Regions from separate parts of the Homo sapiens genome. Here region 2 is linked to region 1. The links are chromatin contacts, found by Hi-C or POLR2A ChIA-PET in ENCODE. All regions are on one chromosome and are shown on one strand. Each heading gives the region's core, a stretch centred on a gene start or an enhancer-like site at or near the end of the contact. The rest is flanking DNA. Distances are from core to core; before and after follow the strand shown.

What was found. A loop is a pair of places that touch in the nucleus more often than their neighbours do. ChIA-PET counts read pairs that join two places held with the same protein, here RNA polymerase II (POLR2A). Pooled maps may share reads with other maps.
Region 2: a loop to region 1 is called in a map of sciatic nerve, with 7 times the contacts of the local background. The contact joins the enhancer-like site here to the promoter of PRELID3A in region 1. A Hi-C loop is called at or near these places in 1 of 168 maps with a recorded cell type or tissue (sciatic nerve), 1 of 37 single-sample maps with no recorded cell type and 2 of 50 pooled maps. POLR2A ChIA-PET finds 5 or more read pairs at or near these places in 2 of 52 experiments (B cell and activated T-cell).

The regions. Positions count from the first base shown.
Region 1 is chr18:12,406,466-12,413,617 of GRCh38, forward strand. It overlaps PRELID3A (PRELI domain containing 3A), which reads left to right and starts at 1,464. Exons shown (of 7, transcript NM_001142405.2): 1 at 1,464-1,542. The coding sequence starts at 1,511. RefSeq lists enhancers at 863-1,524, 1,525-2,184, 2,042-2,291 and a silencer at 1,262-1,841.
Region 2 is chr18:13,566,267-13,573,068 of GRCh38, forward strand. The region is part of intron 4 of LDLRAD4 (low density lipoprotein receptor class A domain containing 4); the gene reads left to right. Among named protein-coding and RNA genes, the nearest start is that of MIR4526, 41 kb to the right of the region's middle. RefSeq lists enhancers at 402-1,029, 611-690, 2,711-2,860, 4,923-4,972, 5,063-5,112. Within about 2 kb of position 1,370, at least 19 of the 41 ENCODE cell types and tissues checked have a DNase peak (open chromatin) inside an H3K27ac peak, as active enhancers do; they include B cell, where a contact is called at or near this core.

The DNA.
Region 1 (7,152 bases), core at 214-2,713:
CAGGTCTTTCGGGTCATGCTGTGTGCTCTTCCACTTCCCTGCCTCACTGCACAAATGCGCTCCCCACGCCCACGGACGCCCCAGGGGCGCCAGGCGCTGCTCTAGGCTGAGACTCAGCCGACTCAGACAAGGGCCCTGCCCTCTCGCCCTATCTCATCCTGGAGAAGAGTACCCTCTTCTTAGAACAAGCATCTCACTTCCGTGCACTTCAACTTCGTTTGTGGCAGTGCAGGGTACTTTGCAAAGCTAAAAAGTAGTTTATGCGAAAGGGAGACTCTTTTTCCTTAGAGGATTTGCCAAGTTGTAATCACAAATTCTTTTTGAGATACACGTACATTTTTTTAAAGCTAAATAAGATTTCCCCCCAGTTTTATAACTCAAGAATGTATTTTCTCAAGGACTTGGGAGTCATCTCTTTGAAATGTCATCCCCGTCTCCCAGTTTTGTGGGAGGGTAGGAGCCCAGCTACCAGAGAGCACCTGGCTTCAAATTGTAAACCTACCTCCTGTCATAAAGGTATGAAAATTCATTTTTCCTTTGGATAAAGGCAATTAGCAAACGCAAATGGCCACTGCATTTACCAATGGCCACTCCATCATCAGGCGAATTTAGGATGAACTCTGCGACAAATGGTGTAGTGGAGTCCCCTCCCCGGAGGGCTGTCTCGTTTACCTCGGGAGCATGCGTGGGGTAGGTTGCATCCTCCCGGCTGTTTGATACAGGCTGAGATTTCTGTCTTTGCAGCCTATTTGGCGGATTGCTTGTGATGCACATCACATGCTGGTTTTGTTTTGTTTTGTTTTGTTTTGTTTTGTTTTGTTTGAGACGGAGTCTCGCTCTGTTGCCCAGGCTGGAGTGCAGTGGCGGGATCTCGGCTCACTGCAAGCTCCGCCTCCCGGGTTCACGCCATTCTCCTGCCTCAGCCTCCCGAGCAGCTGGTACTACAGGCGCCCGCCACCACGCCCGGCTAATTTTTTGTATTTTTAGTAGAGACGGGGTTTCACCGTGTTAGCCAGGATGGTCTTGATCTCCTGACCTCGTGATCCGCCCGCCTCGGCCTCCCAAAGTGCTGGGATTACAGGCGTGAGCCACCGCGCCCGGCCTCACATGCTGGTTTAATGTTTGTTCAAGACCCAAACTGCAGTGGAGTTTTGAGGGTTGGCAGGTTTGTTTTTCATCACACGTCCCCGACAGTACAAACCGGCGTAGCTGGACAGGGCCTTGGGAGAATTTGGACAGTGGGAGTAAGGACGAGCGTCGCCTCCTACGCCCGCGGCATCTGCAGCAAGCGCGCATCGCGCACCCCAGGGTAGCAGCGCAGGTCTGGGGCTGCGCCACAGCCGCGCCCGCAGAGCTATTTTTAGCCGCTGCAGCCAGCCTAGCCACCAGACGGGGTGGGCGGCATCCAAGGGCGCCCCGCCCATCGAGGCCCCGCCCACGCCGCGCCCGGAGCCGCGCGGCCCGAAGCACCCGGCCCGGATCGCAGAGCCCGCGCCCTGCGCCGGCGGCAATGAAGATCTGGAGCTCGGAGCACGTGTTTGGGTGAGGCCGGGCTGAGGGCCGCGGTGGGGCCGTCCAGACGCCGGCTCCTGCTCCCGAGCCCGGCTGGAGCGGTCCAGGAAAGGCCGGACCTCACAGCGGGCCTCGCGGAGATCCCCGCCCCGCGCCGGCCGTTCCCAGACCGCAACTTCGGCGTCCCGGAGAGGGCACGCGCGCTTCCCCGGGACCGCGGTCTGGGCGAGGCTCTGCGCCGGGTACGGCCTCTCCCCCGGCGTGCGCAGGGGCCTGGCTGCAGGCACAGAGGCCCCGCTGGTGGTCGACAGCCAGGGCGGGGGCAGCCGGAGCGGGGGCGGCCGGGGCGGGGGCGGCCGGAGCCGGGGGGGCGGCCGGGGGCCTGGCGCTCGCTGCTCTCCTTGGGGTCGGGAGCAGGGCAGGGGAGAGGCCTGCAAGCTGGCGCCTTTGCTGAGATTGTCATAAACCTTCCGCGCGTTTCACGGAGGGCCCACGGCGGGCTGTGAGCTCTGGAGGAAGCTAAAGGGGCAGAAGGCATTTCGGGGGCCCTGGCTCTGAACTCACTTGTAGGCATGGAAGGCCTCCAAGCTAGCGTGGAAAACCTCGAACTGTTTAAAAATGCTCCCCCGGCACACGGATGGAAGTGGAGGTCATTATCTTAAGTGAAGCCAGGCCCAGAAAGACAAGTATCGCATGTTCCCACTCCTAAGTGGGTGCTTAAGAATGTGTTCACATGGATGTGGAGAGTGGAACGTCAGATGATGGAGACTCTGAAGGGTGAGGGGGTGGGTGCAGGGAGGATAATGAGAATTGCTTAATGGGTGCAAGACACCTTCCCGGGTAATGCATACCCTAGAAGTCCTGACTTGACCACTACGAAATTTATGCATGTAACGAAATTGCACATATACTCCATAGAATTGTGCAAATAAAAAGAAGAAAAAAGTGCCCTCCTAACCTAAGTGGTATCTTTTCCTTAAGTCAGTGATCTGTGACACACTGAAATTATTCTTTAATGTTTATTTACAGCAACAAAGATTTTTTAATTATCTGACCTCACTTAAGCATTAAATATTTTATTTTGGGGGGAAAAAAAGTACTGCGTGGAAGGAAATTGTCATCCTTTGACTCTTTTTATTTATTTTTTTCGAGACAGAGTCTCATTCTGTCACCCAGGCTGGGTTTTTTTTTTTTTTTTTTTTTTTTTGAGACATAGGCTCGCTGGGTCACCCAGGTTGGAGTGCAATGGCGCGATCTTGGCTCACTGTAACCTCCCCCTCCTGGGTTCAAGTGATTCTCGTGCCTCAGCCTCCTGAGTAGCTGGGACTACAGGTGTGGGCCATCACGCCCGGCTAATTTTTGTATTTTTAGTAGAAACAGGGTTTCGCCATGTTGGCCAGGCTGGTCTCGAGCTCCTGACCTCAGGTGATCCACCCGCCTCGGCCTCCCAAAGTGCTGGGATTATAGGTGTGAGCCACCGTGACTGGCCTGACTTTAAACATGTAAAATTATAATAAAAATATATCAAGTGGTTTCAAAACCTCTGAAATTATTTTTCATGAAGTCTTTAGACTTGATGGGATCTAATTTTTTGTATGGCTTGCAGTGTTTCTCAAGTGGGTTTCCATCAGCAACAAGGATGGGGGCATCACTGAGCCGTCTGGATGCTGTGGACAGTTAAGTCATTGCATACCAGGAGTGCCAGGTGGTTGGGGCTCAGTTTTCTCATGGAATGGCCGAGGTCTGCCCTAGAGGTTTGTGAAATGTCTGTGGACAAGCACAAATGAATAGCTAGCTGTGAAAAATCACAGTTGATGCTTTTGAAAATTGTTGCAGCTGCTAACTCCCATTTATTTTTTTTAAGCTTTACCGAAGGATACTTTACATACCATAAAATTATACACATTTTAAGTGTATAATTCATTAAGTTTTGCTAAGTATGACCATCACACACACAGTCCAGTCTTAGAACACTTCTGTCCTCCTGCAGAGGTGCCCCATGCTCATTAGCTTCACATTTTACCCCATTTTCACCCCTGCCCCAGGCAACCAGGAATCTTTTCTGTTTCTATGAATTTGCCTTGTTGGGACATTGCATGTAAATGTCATCCTGCAATATGGGGTGTTTTGTGTCTGTCTGCTTTCACTTAGCATGATTTTCTTGAGGCTCACCATGTGGTAGAGTGTCAGTATTTCATTTCTCCCATCATTCATTTTGTATTCCTGGCACCCCGCCGGGGCCCGGCGCCTAGCAGGTGCTCGGAAGGGGTGAGGAATCTTACATGGAGATCAGATGTCCTTCCAGGACAGGGGCAGCTATCCACCAAAGGAATCCCGGTCATCCCTGGAGCTGCTGTGGACTAGGTGCTGATTCTCTGCCATAGACTTTTGAACTTGAAAGCAAAGGGCCGTAATGAAGCCTGACAAATGTGGAATGTGGCTGGCCGAGGATGCTGTCATTGGCCTGTGGCTGGACGGGTTATGAATGATGTGGTACCATGAGGTGGTACCATGAGGTGTCATAGCATCCAAATGACAGTACAAATTGGAAGTCTGGCTTCCTGGCTGGACTTACTGTGTAGTTTTCCCCTTGTTTCGTCCATTGAAACCCCTGATTTTTTTCCTTTGAGGATTATAGACCTTTCTTTTTCTTTCTATACTTAAAAAAAGTTTGTTGTACTGTTAGGTGAACATTTGATTGGAAATAATACATTTACTTTTTTTTTTCCTTTTTTTTGAGGCAGAATCTTGCTCTATCACCCAGGCTGGAGTGCAGTGGCACGATCTTGGCTCACCACAACCTCTGCCTCTCCGGTTCAAGCAATTCTTGTGCTTCAGCCTCCCGAGTAGCTGGGACCACAGGCGTGTGCCACCACGCCTGGTGAATTTTTTTGTATTTTTAGTAGAGACAGAGTTTCACCATGTTGGCCAGGCTGGTCTCAAACTCCTGACCTCAAGTGATCCACCCACCTCGGCCTCCTGAAGTGCTGGGATTACAGTACTTTTGAAATGAAGAAATAATTAGGCACAAACAGTTTGATCTTATCAAGTTTTCTTCCTGTGTCCACATTGAGAAGAAACTCCGCCCCTGAGATCATCATAGCAGACAGCAGTGTAAACACTCAGACAAAAACAGAGAGCCCGGGGAAAGGCCACTGAATTAACGTGTGTGTTACCTAGACAGGGGTGAAAGTAGTTTAAATAAAATTAAAAGTATATGGCCAAAATATAGAAAGGGGCATTTAAAAATGCGGGCGTTTCACAAGGTCAGGAGATTGAGACCATCCTGGCTAACACAATGAAACCCTGTCTCTACTAAAAAATAAAAAAAAAAAAAAATTAGCTGGGCGTGGTGGCGGGTGCCTGTAGTCCCAGCTACTCGGGAGGCTGAGGCAGGAGAATGGCATGAACCCGGGAGGCAGAACTTGCAGTGAGCCGAGATCGCGCCACTGCACTCCAGCCTGGGCGACAGAGCGAGACTCCGTCTCAAAAAAAAAAAAAAAAAAAAGGACAGGGTTTAAAATGTCTTCTTCCCAGCATTGAGGTTTCAGGCAGACCTATGACAAAATCATCAATAACAAAGCCCATCACAAATAGATTTCCTGCAGGGTTCAAGGCTGCACACACCTTTGATTCTGACAGCTGCCAGGAATGTCTGGCCATGCCCTTCTCAGGGCAGGACGGGCTTTGGGGCATGGGGAGTCATGCCTAAAGCAGGCTTGCCTTACAGCTAGGAGCAGGGAAGAGAAATTGAACATTACAGATGAGTTGAAGCCTGCTCTTCCCCTCCCCACTGGTGTTCCACTGTGTCTCCCTCCCTGCAGGCAGCCGTGAGGATCAGTTTGGTGGGCATCCTTCTGAGGGGGTCTATATTCCAGAGGTTCACTTTACCGCATCTGTGTATACGCATGTGTCATATTGTCTTCTTTTCTTTCTTTTTTTTTTTTTTTTGAGACGGAGTCTCGCTCTGTCGCCCAGGCTGGAGTGCAGGGGCGCAGTCTCGGCTCACTGCAAGCTCCGCCTCCCGGGTTCACGCCATTCTCCTGCCTCAGCCTCCAGAGTAGCTGGAACCACAGGCGCCCGCCACCACGCCTGACTACTTTTTTGTATTTTTAGTTTAGCCAGGATGGTCTCCATCTCCTGACCTCGTGATCCGCCCGCCTTGGCCTCCCAAAGTGCTGGGATTACAGGCATGAGCCACGGCGCCCGGCCTTTTTTTTTTTTTTTCCAGGTGGAGTCTCACTCTGTTACCCAGGCTGGAGGGCAGTGGCGGGATCTCAGTTCACTGCAACCTCTGCCTCCCAGGTTCAAGCAGTTCTCCTGCCTCAGCCTCCTGAGTAGCTGGGATTACAAGCACCTGCTACCACGCCCAGCTAATTTTTGTATTTTTAGTAGAGACGGGGTTTCGCCATGTTGGCCAGGCTGGTCTCCAACTGCTGACCTCAAGTTATCAGCCCACCTGGGCCTCCCAAAGTGCTGGGTTTACAGGCGTGAGCCACTGCGCCTAGCCCTATTGTTTTTCGAAAATCCATCCATATGAGATGTCTATAGATGTCTACATAAATATATGTAGATATAGATAGATATTAATAGCTGTATGAATGTGCCACCATTTATTCTTTTTCTTATTGAAGGGCATTAAGTTTTCCTCTTATTACAAATCGAACTGCAGTGACCAGCCCTGTGTCTATTTCCCACTCAATCAAGGGCCCACTTAGGCCAATGGATTTCAAGCTCTTCAGCCTCAGGACCTCTTGATTTAGCAAAACCCTAAACAGTTTTGCTTATGTGGGTTATGTCTGTCAATATTTACCATATTAGAAATTAAAAATGATAAATTGAAAAAGTTAATTCATTAAATTTAACAATAATAAACCTGTTATAATGTTTCTGAATAAAAAACTGTATTTTCCAAAAATTAGTGAAAGGAGTGGTGCTGTTTCTGTTTTTACTAATATCTACAATATCTGGCTTAATAGGAGATAACTTGATTCTCATATCTGCTTCTGCAGTCTGTGTTTGGCAATATATAGTTTTGGTTGAAGTGTATGGATAAACCCCAGCCTCACACAAACATGCAGCTGGAAAAGGTGGGAGCATCTTAGTAGTCTTTTTAAGTAATTATGGCTATTCTTTCCTGTTATGACAAAAGAAACGGTAGCTTCTTAACACTTAGTTGGAATACAAAACCTGAAACTATAATGAATAGAGTATTGAACTCTGAGGCCTAGCGGGGGTAATCGGTTGAGCTCAGGAGTTTGAGACCAGCCTGGGCAACATAGTAGAATATGTCTCTACAAAAAATAAATACAAAAATTAGCCAGGTGTGGTGGCTTGTGCCTGTAGTCCTAGCTGTTCAGGAGGCTGAGGCAGGAGGATTGCTTGACCCCAGGAGCTTGAGGCTACAGTGACAGAGCCATACCATCTCTTAAAACAGCCACCACAACAACAAACCCATTGGCCTGTCCTGTGTATGAATGAGTCTTTAACCCAAGTATGACTTGGAAGCATTTGGAATATAGGCCTCCACTGAGCGTGCAGCATGAGGCAGTCATCCAGCTCCTGGTAGCAGATACAAGTTTTCTGAAATTTCAATTATCACTTTATTTATTTATTTTTTTTCCAAGACAGAGTCTCACT
Region 2 (6,802 bases), core at 120-2,619, 1.2 Mb after region 1:
TGGAAGGTCAGTCTGTCCTGGAGGAGAAGCCAACACCCATCTCTGTTCAGCACAACGGGCATGAGTTTTCTTATATTTTCAATAAAGAGCATGCCTTAGACTTTTTTTTTTTTTTGAGACAGAGTCTCGCTCTGTTGCCAGGCTGGAGTGCAGTGGCGCAATCTTAGCTCATTGCAACCTCCACCTCCTGGGTTCAAGTGATTCTCCTGCCTCAGCCTCTCGAGTAGCTGGGACTACAGGCGCCTGCCACCACGCCCGGCTGATCTTTGTATTTTTAGTAGAGACGGGGTTTCACCATGTTGGCCAAGATGGTCTCGATCTCTTGACCTCATGATCCACCCGCCTTGGCCTCCCAAAGCGGTGGGATTACAGGCACGAGACGCTGCGCCCAGCCAAGAGTATGCCTTATATTAAATGACAGCAGGTGTCTCTTGGCCCAGTGGAAATAATTGATGTGGTGCTATACTATGGCTTTATGTCTTTATCCTTGACACATGGGTTCTCCCCACAGTCCCCCAAAAAGAGAGGATTTAAATATGTATAGGTTTACTTACAAACATCTGCCCAAAGGGTATTAGAGTAGCATGGAAAGTGGAAAATCATTTAGACTTGTTGAACTTCTGCTTTGTGCTGAATACTGTGCTAGAAATTCAATGGACTCAGTGTCCCTGTGAGGAGAGGGTCCTGCTGAGCTGATGGGGAAGCGAAGCCCAGCCTGGTGCAGCCTGGCCTGGAGTCACACAGCGTGTGTGAAAGAGCCTAGAACCAAGCCGCGCCTGGCCCAGGGGGGAAGCAGCCCTGCCAGTGCACGCAGACTTGTTCCCGTGTCACTGACCTCATCCTCATCGTGGGTTGCTCTGGTTTGCCTTGGTCAATATTAATCATTTCCCCCTGCCTCCCAGCTTCACTAGTTTAACTATGACGTGCATGTGCTTTTGTGGGTACCCTAAGAGTCCAGGGGCGCTGCTAAGAAAGACAAATACACACACGTAGGGAAGAAACACAAGTACCTTGCGTCTTCCTAATCTAACAGTGTCTGGATTGCTTCAGATTCCTGGAGTAGCTGGACTGAAGGCAGAGATGAGGGGCTTGTTGACCTGGGAGCTCTTTATAGCTAATGCTGCTCGGCTTCAGTTCCTGAGGCCTGCTGCCGTAGGGCCTGCCTGCAAACGCACTGTCACCACCCCCCGCCGCTGCAGCCCCCCAGGAGTTACGCTTTTGCAGAAGACCCAGCTGCCTAAGTAAAATTAAACACCCTCAAGCTGTTTGAGGCTCTTAAAAACATTTTCTCAGCACTGAACTTCTCTGAAGATCTGAGACTATTAGCACAAAACCAAGAGTTCTCTCTAAACTGCTTTTCTCTTTCCCCTGAATGCAAATGAACTTCCCCTGCTGGTTTCCATTCATCTGACAGGTCATAATTGTGACGTTGGTAAAATAGAGAAAGTTCCCTTTTGAAAATTGAGCTATGAGAACTTTTTTTGTTAAAAAAAAAAAAATAGAATATTTGCTTATTTTAAAAATAGAGTGACACAGTGATAATGGTGTCATCATTTAAACTCTACCCTATAAACTCTAGTTTGGACATGTCTTGGCTTATTGGAAATAATGAAAGTATTAACGCTGTGGATTTTTTGTTATAGTGGGTGTCACTGTTAGGAATTGTGAGTCACAGACATCTGGTCATCGTGCCTTCAACCCACAAGCAGTTATTGCCTCACATTAGAAACAAGTTTGGCCGGGCACTGTGGCTCACACCTGTAATCCCAGCACTTTGGGAGGCCGAGGAGGTGGGGGGTGGGGGGATCACCTGAGGTCAGGAGTTCGAGACCAGCCTAGCCAACATGGCGAAACCTGTCTCTACTAAAAACACAAATATTAGACAGGTGTGGTGATGTGTGCCTGCAGTCCCAGCTACTCAGGAGGCTGAGGCAGGAGAATCACTTGAACCTGGGAGGTGGAGGTTGCAGTGAGCCAAGATCATGCCACTGCACTCCAGCCTGGGTGACAGAGTGAGACTCCGTTTACAAAAAAAAAAAAAAGAAAAAAACAAGTTTGCAGAAGGCAGCATGGGGCTGGTATAGGGGCCCCACTAAGTCCTCGAGGATCCAGGTTATCTCTTTCGGCCCCACTCTCCCAGCACTTAGTGTCCAGCTCTGAGGTTGTTTCATGGTCTAGAATGGCTGCTGGAACTCCAGCCAGGACACTCACACTGCAGTCTGGACCATGGAAGAAGAACTGAAGTCCAAAATGATACATGCCTCCTTCCTTTAAAGACCCTTCCCAGAAGTCCCACACACCGCTTCTGCCACTGTCTCCTGGCCAGAACCTCACCGTAAGGCCACACCAGCTGCAGGAGGAACTGGACAAGGTTCCAGTCTTGCTAAGGAAGAAAGGGAAGGCAGAATAAAAACGAGTGCACTTCACGCCCCACATCAGGACCTGTGGCCTTCGTTATAATTTAGGGTCTCTGTATCACAGTAGACAGACCCCGTGGTTAGAGGCCTGCTGAGTGTAGGTTTCAGGTCTTCCTGTCTCTTACCTTATCAAGTTATTTAAATTTATAACATAGCCAAGCGTGCGTCTATCCAGGAAGTGTGTTCACATCTAGTCAGCATGGTCATCTTGAAGGGCTCAGGGAAAGACCCTCATACCCCACCTTCACCAATCCCTTGGTCATGAAGGATGTTGGCTCCTCTCACCTGCACCCTCTACCCAATGTGATGTTTGTAGGCACCCCATGAATAAACATTTTATGAATGAGTTGATATTAGTGGATTACACGAGCAACTACATCATTTGAAAAAAAAAATGATTATAAGAAGCTAAGAGAAGTTGTGACACTAATCCAATACTGAGATGCTTGTTTTAGATGATGTCATACTTTCATAGCAGACACTAGAGAAGCGCCCTTTGCCCTCCTCCCCACTCCTGGGGCCTTCCCCACACGTGGCCTCAGAAACTTCTTTCCCACGCTTGGGCCTCCCAGGGCCGCCCCATCCTGCAGGCTCAGGGGCTCAGACTCTGAACTATTAGCTCCATACTAGCCCTGCGCTATCTGGGGAATAAAACACTCTCTGTACTCTTGTCTCTATAGAAAAACTTTTTTTCAGTTGCAGGATAAGCCAATTAGAAATGAATTTTGGGCACCAAACTGATTCATAAGTCGGATGTTGCTTATCTTCACTTTACTTTAAAATGAATTGCTTTTATGTGTCTTTCAAGGAAAAAAATATTCTCAAAAAATCTGTAGCACTAATGATTAGCCTTACTTTGGGCTAATTTCCCTTTTGATAGAAACGAATGATTGTACCAACAACTTAAATTTCCCTTGGGGCTGGGCACAGTGGCTCAAACCTGTAATCCCAGCACTTTGGGAGGCCAAGTTGGGCAGATCACTTGAGGTCAGGAGTTCGAGACCAGACTGACCAACATGGTGAAACCCCTGTCTCTACTAAAAACACAAAATTTAGCCAGGCTTGGTGGCAGGTGCCGGTAATCCCAGCTACTTGGGAGGCTGAGGCAGGAGAATCGCTTGAACCCGGAAGGCAGAGGTTGCAGTGAGCCAATATCGTGCCACCGCACTGCAGCCTGGGTGACAAAGTGAGACTCTGTCTCAAAAAATAAATACATGAAAAATAAAAAATAAATTGCGCTTGGAAGAATAAGAAGTTATTTATATTTAGTTTTTTGTTTTAAAAGTATGCATGGGGAAGCAAGACAGCTGATCCCCATCAAAATTAAGCTGCTGGGCTTAGAAAGTGTTTTGGGGGAAGGGGTTGTATTTTATTTTGCAGGTGGTTTTTCTTCTTTTTGACAAAATCATTAGGCCTTTGAAGGACATTTTTGATCTAAGCAAAGCAAAGATAAAAGGTAGTGATAGAAGGTGACGTTTTCACTTGCTCCCTAACACTTGTGAGTCAGGCAAGGAAGAAGGACAGACGTGACTCGTCTGGGACGGTCTGCACCGGAGCATGTGGGGGGCCTGGTCTGTGCGCAGGTCAGCCCTTCTGTGGGTAGTGGTTTTCTCAAGATGCCACTACCTGGCTCGGGTCTCCGTGACCTTGTCCTGCAGCTCGTTGCCTAGACAACCAGCAGGCGGGAGCCCAGACGCCGGTCCACACAGGCAGTTATCAGGGCCAGAGGAGTGGCAGAGACTCCAGCGAGCACTGGGGCATCCATGGCACCCGAGGCTTCCAGGCGCCTCCTGCCCATTCCACACAAAGCAGAAATCTGGCAGCTGGAAGCAGCATGGTCTCAGCCGGGGACCTCCTTAATGAGATACCTAATCAATGGGGAGATGCCGCTGATAGTCACGGCTCCCGCTGCATGGAAAGGGCATGCTCTTGATTTTGTACCTGGAGAGGGAAATGAGGAGTCCCAGTTAATTGGGAGATCCAGCAAGAGCCTCACTCTGGAGCCTCATAGTCTCCTGTGCCAGGGCGAGCTCCACCTTGGTGACAGAAGGCGCAGCCCTCTGGCTGCCCTTTTCATTTCTTTTCTCTTTTTCGTCTTTTTCTTTTCCTTCCTTCCTTCCCTTTCATTTATTTCATTTTCTTTTCTTTTTGTAGAGTCAAGGTCTCACTCTGTCACCCAGCCTGGAGTGCAGTGGCATGATCACAGATCACTGCAGCCTCAAACTCCTAGGCTCAAATAATCTTCTTGCCTCAGCTTCTTGAGTAGCTGGGACTACAGGCGCATACCACCATACCTGGCTAATTTTTAAGTGTTTTTGTGGAGATGGGGTCTTGCTATGTTGCCCAGGCTGGCCTCAAACTCCTGGCCTCAAGCGATCCTCCCGCCTCAGCCTCCTGAAGTGCTGGGATTACAGGCATGAGCCACCACGCCTGGCATGCCCTTTCTAAGTGTGGAGTTTGTGAATGTGTCCACTTTCCTCACACTCCCATATGCCTGGCCAGGCAGATTCTCATCAAAAATTAGAAAAGCAGATGTTTCCATTTGCAAATGTGTAAGTACGCTGTCTATGATCACTGAAGCTCTGACTCAGCCACTGTGGTCAGAAGCTGGGAGCCACTAAGTTCAGCACAGCTGCCAATCCCCTGTAGCTTCCAGTGCCTCCAAGAACCTTATATAAAGCATGTGAAGTTGGTCACAGCCCGTCACCCTGTTTCTGCCATCTCCGTCCACAGCCCCTGGATATTACTAAGAAGCAAGCACTCTTCCATGCCACACTACTGCCTCTGGTAACCCCATAAGAGGAAGACCTGGGCTCATCCCCAGCAGGGTCAGAGAAAACATGTTCTTTAAGCTCACGCATGATGGCGTTGGGTAGTTTGCCTGATACAATGCATAGGCCAGTGTTGCTTTGGATTCTGAAAAATGATATAGAGCAATTATTCATAAACTTTTTATTTATTTATTTATTTTGAGATGGATTCTCGCTCTGTTGCCCAGGCTGGAGTGCAGTGGTATGATCTCAGCTCACTGCAAGCTCCGCCTCCCGGGTTCACGTCATTCTCCCGCCTCAGCCTCCCAAGTAGCTGGGACTACAGGCGCCCGCCACTATGCCTGGCTAATTTTTTGTGTTTTTAGTAGAGACGAGGTTTCACCGTGTTAACCAGGATGGTCTGGATCTCCTGACCTCGTGATCCACCCGCCTCAGCCTCCCAAAGTGCTAGGATTACAGGCGTGAGCTACCGCACCGGGCCTATAAACTATTATTAATTAATCATTGTTAACCTAAGTGAAGAGTGTTCAGGATTCATTCTTTGGACCAGCCAGCATTTTAACTGTACAGTAAGTCCCCCCCTTAACATTGTCAATATATGATTAGAAACTGTAATTTTAAATGAAATGACATGTGACAAAATCAATCACAAAAACAAAGTTGAAGGAAACAGCGTTACCCGAGGACTTGCTGTATGTCATTTCGTTTACAGTTGCAGTTTACATGAACCTATCGGCAGCCTTAAGTGAGCATGTACTACATTGGGGGTAGTGAAATGGGTTTAAGTTTATAGTGCTTTCGTTGATGGTTTTCAAGTAACAAAAGAAACAGGCCTGCTGCTGAGCCACCCCTGGCCCCCTTTGCAGCCGGCTGTCCTTCTGTGATCACTGTGAATGTGAATGTCCTCAGCTTCCCTGCTCCAGGGTCAGTGATCGGAGTGCCTGTGATGTGCTTACAGCCTGGGCTGGGAGTGGAAGGAGGCTCTGGTTTAGCAGATAAAGAGAATCCCTTGGCCTTTTTACTGATTTTTGTGTTTGCCTTAGAAGATTTAGGGATCCTTCAGTCCTTGTCAAGAGGGTTCCTGAATCTTTTATTTGGCTTCAATGCACATTGAGTAAGAAACCGCAGAAGGAAAGCAGGGAAGGGAAGAGTCAGCGGGAGGAGAGGAGATTTGCTTCTAGTTGTCTTACAATTCCCATCATGCTTCTGAGTAACATTCTCAATTCCCAGAGATCACCATTTTTTAGTTAAATTGGGGCTTCCGAATTCTAGCAACCAGCAGGTGTTTTGGAGGTAGCTTGTTGACCCCTCTTTCATCCAAAAGTGATCATTTTTACGGGGGTTCCTCACAGAGTAGGAATTTGTTAGCAGTGCATACCCGTGGCAAGAGCTGTGGCTAAAGCACATGCCCTGTCCCTTCCCGATAGCAGCAGCGCAGAGGGCACAGAGTGGCGCAGGCGAGACTGCCACAGACGCCAGTGAGGCCAGGATGTGCTTGATGGCTCTGCATGCCTGCTCTGTGGGGCTGGAGGTGTGCCCTCCTGTGCTGTGTGGATGTTATTAGATGTTGGAAAGCTGCAGTGTTCATTTGGGAAGGAGTTACTGCTCTGAAAG